Regions from separate parts of the Homo sapiens genome. Here region 1 is linked to region 2. A link is an interaction called in ENCODE POLR2A ChIA-PET data of the cell type or tissue named here. Cell type or tissue: PC-3. All regions are shown on one strand. Region 1 has its middle 58 kb from the start of LINC00642. Region 2 overlaps NRDE2 (NRDE-2, necessary for RNA interference, domain containing).

Evidence for each region. ChIA-PET counts read pairs that join two places held together with the same protein. Peaks named below come from ENCODE experiments on the same cell type or tissue, not always from the same donor. Only the 100,000 strongest peaks of a DNase experiment are listed, where the experiment ranks them.
Region 1: POLR2A ChIA-PET joins it to region 2 with 14 read pairs; 3 of 35 experiments call an interaction of 5 or more read pairs at or near these places.

The regions. Positions count from the first base shown.
Region 1 is chr14:90,511,405-90,515,404 of GRCh38, reverse strand. No RefSeq gene overlaps it. Among named protein-coding and RNA genes, the nearest start is that of LINC00642, 58 kb to the right of the region's middle. RefSeq lists enhancers at 1,446-1,740, 1,727-2,239, 2,458-3,290. In PC-3, no CTCF peak of the experiment used is centred here; DNase peaks (open chromatin) are centred at 1,194 and 1,644; H3K4me3 peaks cover 317 bases; H3K27ac peaks cover 2,911 bases.
Region 2 is chr14:90,316,722-90,320,721 of GRCh38, reverse strand. It overlaps NRDE2 (NRDE-2, necessary for RNA interference, domain containing), which reads left to right. Exons shown (of 14, transcript NM_017970.4): 2 at 2,609-2,717; 3 at 3,911-4,000. Among named protein-coding and RNA genes, the nearest start is that of NRDE2, 13 kb to the left of the region's middle. In PC-3, no CTCF peak of the experiment used is centred here; no DNase peak of the experiment used is centred here; H3K27ac peaks cover 352 bases.

The sequences.
Region 1 (4,000 bases), 190 kb before region 2:
ATGCTAGAGGTCAAAAGTTAGTAAGGGGTGGCTGGGCGTGGTGGCTCATGCCTGTAATCCCAGCACTTTGGGAGGCCAAGGTGGGCAGATCACAAGATCAGGAGATCGAGACCATCCTGGGTAACACGGTGAAATCCTGTCTCTACTAAAAATACAAAAAATTAGCCGGGCGTGGTGGCGGGCGCCTGTAGTCCCAGCTACTCGGGAGGCTGAGGCAGGAGAATGGCGTGAACCCGGGAGGCAGAGCTTGCAGTGAGCTGAGATCGCGCCACTGCACTCGGGCCTGGGTGATAGAGCCAGACTCCATCTCAAAAAAAAAAAAAAAAAAGTTAGTAAGGGGCAGAGCCTTCATAACCAACTTGCCCATGCTGGGGGAAATGTTTCTAATCTTTTTAATAATCTAATGGGGGGGTGCAGAAAATCTGAATGTTGCTTTTATTTTCATTTTTGTTACTCATCAGGTTGATTTCTATTTTTTGTTTTTTTCTAAGTGTTGATAAGCATTCATTTTCTTTTTTAAGAGATGGAGTCTCCCTCTGTCACCCAGGCTAGAGTGCAGTGGCACCTGCAACCTCGAACTCCTGGGCTCAAGTGGTCCTCCTGCCTCAGCAGCCTGAGTAGCCAAGACTGCAGGCACACACTGCCATGCCCAACTCACTTATTTCCGTTTTTATTAAAAAATTTTTTTTTTGTAGAGATGTGGTCTCACTGTGTTGCCCAGGCTGGTCTTGAACTCCTGATCTCACGTGATCCTCCCACCTCGGCCTCCCAAATAGCTGGAATTACAGGCATGAGCCACTGTGTCCAGTCTTAATTCTTTCATGAGTTACTTCTTAGCCATGTCTTTTTCTCATTTTTCAACTGAGGCCTTCACAGTTTATTGATGAATTATAGTGCTTCATACACCGTGGAACTAGCCCTTTGTTTTAGAGAGGGAGGCCCTCTAGGCAGGGATTGCACCATCCTCACCCCATTTCCCCAGCCTGGCATGGAGTCGGCTGCCAGTACCTGGGGTTCCAGGAGGCGTGACACCTCATCATTCAAAAGGGGGCTCTGGAAGCTCCTAGCGCTTGACAGGGGCCCGACCGATTTATCATCAACTCTAATGTCTGGTCTGCCCGCTTGGCCCAATAATAACTCCCTCTGTTTGCTCAGAGCTTGTAAAGTTTAGAATGAACGTCCTCACACACTCATCTGATTTGATGCGCACGCAGCCAGGTGAGCCAGGCGTGATGCATGAGCCCCTTGTTAGAAATGAAGAGACTGGGACTCGTAACACAGAACACGCCAAAGCGCCCATGGCCGAGACTGACGTCCAACTCAGGGCTTCTTGGTCTAAGGCTCACCCGCTCCATCTCTGAGTGACAAACTCAAATCAGGGGCCTCTCAGAACCCCAGTTTGCTGGTCAGAAGAATGGGGTGGAATTTTCTGCCTGCAGAGGACAGGGCCCTCTAAAGGCCTGGCTCCCTGACACGCCTGGAGACTGGCACACAGCAGTCCTTGCACCCGCCCCGTTCCCCACCCAGTCAGGCCAGGGCTGTGGGCCAGGCCAGCCTGCCTCTCAGAGAGCTCCCAGCTGGGGCTGAGCTCAGGGAGGGAGCCAAGGGAGCAGCGAGCAGCGAGCAGCGGGCGGCACAAGGGCCCCTTTGTGCCTGTTGCTAAGGGCCCGGCTGTATTTACTCACCTTCAGTAAACAGGAGGTGCTGGAGGCCCCGCTCTGTTATGACAACTTAAAGAGCATTTTCTTTCCTTCCTCAGCTGCTCATGCCCCAGGTAGCTCCAGGTGAGTCCCCACAGTGGAGGGGCTTCCCTGGGGCTGAGCTGGAGCTGAGTGGCAGGGCTAGGGAGCATCAGAAGGGTCACTTGGCTCAGCTCTTGAGGCTCTGATGGGGACGCTGACACTGGAGGGGGTCCCTGGCCCAAGGTCACAGGGGAGGGTCAGGCCAACATAGGCCTGACAGCTGCGGTCTGTCCTCTGCACAGAGCTGATTTGGGAAGCGTCCACCTGTCCCTCACACACTGGTTGTCAGCGTTTGGCTAAGTCCCCAGGCCATTCCCCGGGGAGGTTAGAGGGAGGCTGCCCAGCTCACCTCCACCCAGAATTTTCTGGAACCAGGCCCTTGGAGGCAGAGAACAACTTGAGTCATGGTCATTTTTTAAGGGTCTTAATGTCTTACCGACACATGGAGATCACGTTATAAGAATCATAATATTGTTTGTAATGCTTATGGTGAACAAATTACCACTTTCAGCCCCCACTGGGGCAATAGCCTAGTGGTAGCTACCAAGTAGATACAGGATTTATTTCCGACACATCCAGGTTTAGGAGCCATAGGAGGTGCGTCCAGTGATGGGACCCTCCCTGGTGGCTGTGAAACAAACTTCCTCTGGCCCTGCAGACATCGTGGTTGTGCCTGAGTCTGTAACCTCCTTTGGAGAGAATGTCAAAGGCTTATGTTTGAGGCCCTTAGTGTGCAAGAAGGCTCCTGTGACAGGCCCAGCCCAAGGCAGCCGGCAGCCAGGTCTCCTGCGTGACCTTTAGCCAGTGCTCACCCCCTCTGACTCCCTTCCTCCAAGGGAGGGGTGAGCTGTGCTGGGGCTCTGCCTCTCCCCACACTGAGGGCTTGGAAGGGCTGGGGTGGAGGCATTTCTGGACTGGAAAGTGATCTCCAAGAATCCCTATGACCCCTGGGCAGGTGCCTGGGGGCTTCCAAAAGGCGGGAAGCTTCTCCTGCTGGAGTCCCACCCTCTCCTCCTGCCGCACACAAGGGCTCTGTGTACTTTGGTGTGGCCTGGACTGCAGGCAGGGAATCCTTTGGGGGAACCGAGCTGCTGTGTGGATTTCCTCCACGGTGGGGGCAGCCCATCCTGGGGAGGCCTCCTTGCCCCAGGGCCACCTCGTCCTGGCAAACAACCCACAGCTCAGGGTTCGGCCTGGGGTGGCTGTGATCCTGGCCCAGTGTTCTTTAAAAGAGTCAGCTCTGGCTGCCAGCCTGGCAGGGGAAGGTCAGGGGCACGCAAGAGCACACAGGCTGCCTCACCTGGGTTGGCGTGGCTGGGTTTGCCCCCAGAGGAAGCTCACCCTGCAGTCTGGGGCTCCCACCGGGCCCTGCATCTACCCCTCAGCACATTGCTCTGGCAGAATCAAATCGTGTCAGTGGGAGCTTCTGAGTGAGCCTCAGACAGATGGTGAACAGCAAGGAGGGGGCAGGGCCCTGTGGGGCTGAGCCCTCCCCCAGGCCCAGCCCTGGGCCCCCAGAGCTGGCCTTATTGTCCTCATTTACAGATGAATAATCTGAAGCTCACAAGGCCCCAGGAAGCATGGGGACAACATAGGGGACAGTGCTGTGTCTGGAGATGGGCCTGGAGCAACTGTGTGTCCCATCCCTGGCAGCTGCCTCTCAGAAGGAAGCCGAGAGCCCCACGTGGCCATCCATCGGCCACATGACATCAAGCACGTTACTCGACCTCTCTGGGCCTCAGGGTTCATAAATAGTACCCACCTTATGGGGTTGCGGCAGTTAGTGAATTCATACTTTTTAAGCACTTAGCATAGTGCCAGAAATAATCATTACATACGTTTCTCAAATAAAACAAATATACTGTAACGGGATGATGACAATGAGAATGGCGACCATTACAGGACGAAACTGTCTTGGAGAAAGCAAAACAGCTCAAGCCTGCAGACCTCAGAGAGTTCTTCTGCTAAGGTGCCTCTAGGGTGCCTGGATTCTGGGAGAGGGGTCACTGCCTAAGGTGATCTGGGCTGGACTGGTCCCTGGGCCACTGTCTGGGAGTTCTCTGAAGGCCAGGTGGCTCACAGCCTTCCTCCTTGGCCTTCCCTGATCTCTGCCCAGCCTGGCAACTCACTTCAAGGTGCTGTTAAGACCCTTTTCTCCTGGGCACTCAGCCCTGCTGCAGGTGTGACGTCAAAAATTGATCAGCCTCTGCTAATCTGACCCAGGTGGGGTTCTCTGTGTATGGCTCTGTGCTGGGCAC
Region 2 (4,000 bases):
TCTTTCCCTTTTTTCTGTGCTGTTTAATATGCCTTTCTTTCTTTGGGATTTTCCTTCCTTCCTCTTTTCCTTCTTTCTCACAAGTATTTGTTGAACACTTACTATAAGCCAGTGATTAAAACAGTACCTGTTGTCAGGAAGCATACATTATGGTATCTCCTCCATACTAAGATGCAAATACTGATATGGTTTGGCTCTGTGTGCCCCTGCAAATCTCATCTTGAATTGTAATCCCTATAATCCCCATGTGTCAAGGGAGGAACTGGTGGGAGGTGATTGGATCCTGGGGGCAGTTCGCCCCATGCTGTTCTCACGATAGTGAGTGAGTTCTCATGAGATCTGATGGTTTTATAAGGGGCTCTTCCCCCTTTGCTCTTTACTCTTTCCTCTGTTGCCACCACATCAAGAAGGTCCTTGCTTCCTCTTCACCTTCCACCATGATTGTAAGTTTCCTGAGGCCTCCCCAGCTATGTGGAACTACGAGTCAATTAAACCTCTTTCCTTTATAAATTACCCAGTCTTGGGTATTTCTTTATAGCAGTGTGAGAACGGACTAATACAGTTACTTAAGGAGCTAGTACCCAGAATAAAGAACTTCTGCAAAGAAGATCTGTGAATGGCTAATAAACACATGAAAAGATGTTCAGCATCATTAGTCATTAGGGAAATGGAAATCAAAACTACAGCAAGATGACACATCATACCCACTAGGGTGACTATAATAAAAAAGATAATATGACAAAAAAGGATATGGAGAAACTGGAATTCTTATACATTGTTATTGGGAATCTAAAATGGTACAGCTACTTTGGAAAACAATCTGGCATTTCCTCAAAATGTTAAATATGAGTTACCATATCACCCAGCAATTCCGCTCCTAGGTATCCACTCAGGAGAAATGAAAATGTGTCCATATGAAAACTTGTACATGAATATTCAGAGTAGTAGTATTCATATTAGCTAAAAAGAAGAAATAACCCAAGTGTTCATCAACTAATGGACAGGTAAAATGTGGTAAATCCATAAAATGAGATATTTGACAATAAAAACGAATGAGGTAGTGATACACACTACAGCATGGATGAACCTTGAAAACATTGTGGTAAGTTACAAAAGACCACGTATATTATATGAGCTTATTTATATTAAATGTCCAAAATAGGCAAATCTAGAGAGATAGAAAGCAGGTTAGTGTTTGGCTAGGGGTGAGGTGGGCGGGGCAGGGAAACAGGAGGTGGGTGATAGGAGTGGACTGCTAATAGGTCTGAGGTTTTGTTTTGGGATGATGAAAATGTTCTAAAGTTATGAAGATGACCACACAACTCTGTAAATATACTAAAAATCTGTTAAATTGTACATGACTAATGGCTGAGTTATGGTATGTAAATTATATCTCAATAAAACTGTTCAAAAATGCAGTCACCCTCCTCTTTTGTACCTTCAACCATTTAACGGGTTCTTCCTCTTTAGGATATGAATAAGCTCTGGCCTCCCATCCAAACAAAACAGGACAAAATACAAACCCCCCGTGGGCTCCCTTGCTGCTGCCATCCCATGTTTTTTTTCTTCCCTTCACAGCTAAGACTCCTAAAAGTTAGAAAATAAGTAATTTAGAAATCGTTCACTGTAGAAAAGTAAGAAATTAGGGGTAAGCAGAAAGAAGAAAATCTTTAGACATTTAATGTAATCACCTAGAGATAATCATCACAGTATTCACATTTATATAATTTTAGCATTAAAAGTTAACATCTTAGGTTTTTATTTCCAAAGAAGAGTACTATTATAAGGAAAAGTTTGTTAAGTTAGTGTACTAAGGTAGAACATGGAATATTTTTTAAAAGATCTTAATCTTCTGTAATAATATTAAGCATGGTGGGCTTTTATGCATGATTTGATTTGCTTTTGTTTTGTTTTGTTTTGTTTGAGATGGAGTCTAACTCTGTCATCCATGCTGGAGTGCAGTGGCGTGATACCGGCTCACTGCAACCTCTGCCTCCCAGGTTCAAGCAATCTCCTGCCTCAGCCTCCCGAGTAGCTGGGATTACAGGCGTGTGCTACCACACCCGGCTAATTTTTTTATTTTTAGTAGAGATGGTTTTTCACCGTGTTGGCCAGGCTGGTGTCAAACTCCCGACCTCAGGTGATCTGCCCTCCTCAGCCTCCCAAAGTGCTGGGATTACAGGCATGAGCCACCATACCCAGCCGATTTGATCTTTTAACTTTTAGGAATTGTCTGAATCAAATTTGAGGTCATAAAAACCTAATGCTTTGGAAGCATTCACACTCATTAGACAGTGTGGATGGATGGAATGCAAAATGCCTTGTTGCCTTTTAGCCCGTACTTGTTACATGGCTTTTGCTTAAGCTGCAGTTTGATATCACGGAAGGATTTTGGTCTAGAATATTTTAGAGGGTATTAAAGCCATGCCCTGTGAAATAAAAATTTCATGGATTCTGTTCAGCTTCTGTGGACTTTGGACTGACTGTTCAAAACGTCTGGCTGGCATTGGCTGTGAATTAGGATGTCAGCTGATAAGATGGATAGATCTCCTGCTTTAGAATCATATTGAACTAATTTCATTGATCTTTTCTCCTTTTGCCTGTGCAGAGTTAGACTGGCTGAGCAACCCAAGCTTTTGTGTTGGATCCATAACGTCCCTGAGCCAACAAACTGAAGCAGCTCCAGCCCATGTTTCTGAAGGGTTACCGCTGACAAGGTAGTTTTTGTTTGACAGATGTGTTTTCGTTTTTGTCAGTTTACTGTCTATAGCTTAGCTGAAATGAAGCTCCTTAGAAAACTCTAATAAAAGAGGTATGTAAAACTCTTACTTAAAGTAATAAGGTGATCTTTGACTATTTTCCCTTACCTCTTGTATTCTTTTTTTTTTCTTTGCTTTGCAGTGGCAAGTACATGACACAGTTAGTGCCTGTAATTAGGCCAAGAGGGAAATGGCATCATTGTGATTCTCGAGTAACTTTACTAGCCTCATTAGTAACCTTTAGAACATCATAATTCAGGTATTTTTTTAGTTACATTTTCAACCCTTTTGTAAAAATAGAGAGGGAGCTTGTATAAGATTAAAAATGGCATCAAAACGTCAGGGAAAGCAAGATGGCACACATCTCTCCTCAGCTGTGAAAGAATTTTGTTTTAGATCATTGAACTGAGAAATAAGCTGTCTTACAAATACAGACTAGATTTCATTAATAGGGTGAATAGGTTGTGAAACCCGGTACTCTAAATGTGTAAGAAGCCTTTGGAAATTGAGAAGAGTTGATGTATGAGAGGAAGTTGGTAGATATTAGATATTTCAGTAATGAGGAAGAAGAGCTCATTGTCATCTCCAAAAACAAGGACCACAATTAAATGTTTTGGTTTTTTTATTAACAACATGTTGACATAATATGTGGCACTGAAAATAAACCTTTTTATAATGATTTTTTTTGAAAATTATTATTATTATTTTTAAAATAAAGATGAGGTCTTGCTACGTTGCCCAGGCTTGTCTCAAACTCCCAAGCACCTTCAGCAGTCCTCTTGCCTTGGCCTCCCAAAGTGCTAGGATTATAGGCATGAGTAACCACACCCAGCCAACCTTTAATAATGTCTTAAAAATACTATATTTGTTAAGTGGTAGGTTACTTTCATTTAAAGATGTATAAATAAGAAAGTATAGGTTTAGAAACTATTAAAATTGGAATTTCTTCACCTGTTATTATTTTAGATCCAATTCCTAAGTCTTGCAGGTGAGGTGTAATCCAGTAAGTTACTGTGTAATATATGGGCAAATAGTAAATCTGTGTGAACATTTATATAGTTCCATCTTAAATATTTGTTGACTTATTTACATAGTATTATTTTTCCTACATCTTTTTAGAAAGTAATTTTAAAGTTGATTTTCCCAAACAGGAGTCATCTGAAATCAGAGTCTTCAGATGAAAGTGACACTAACAAAAAGCTCAAACAAACAAGTAGAAAAAAGAAGAAAGAGAAAAAGAA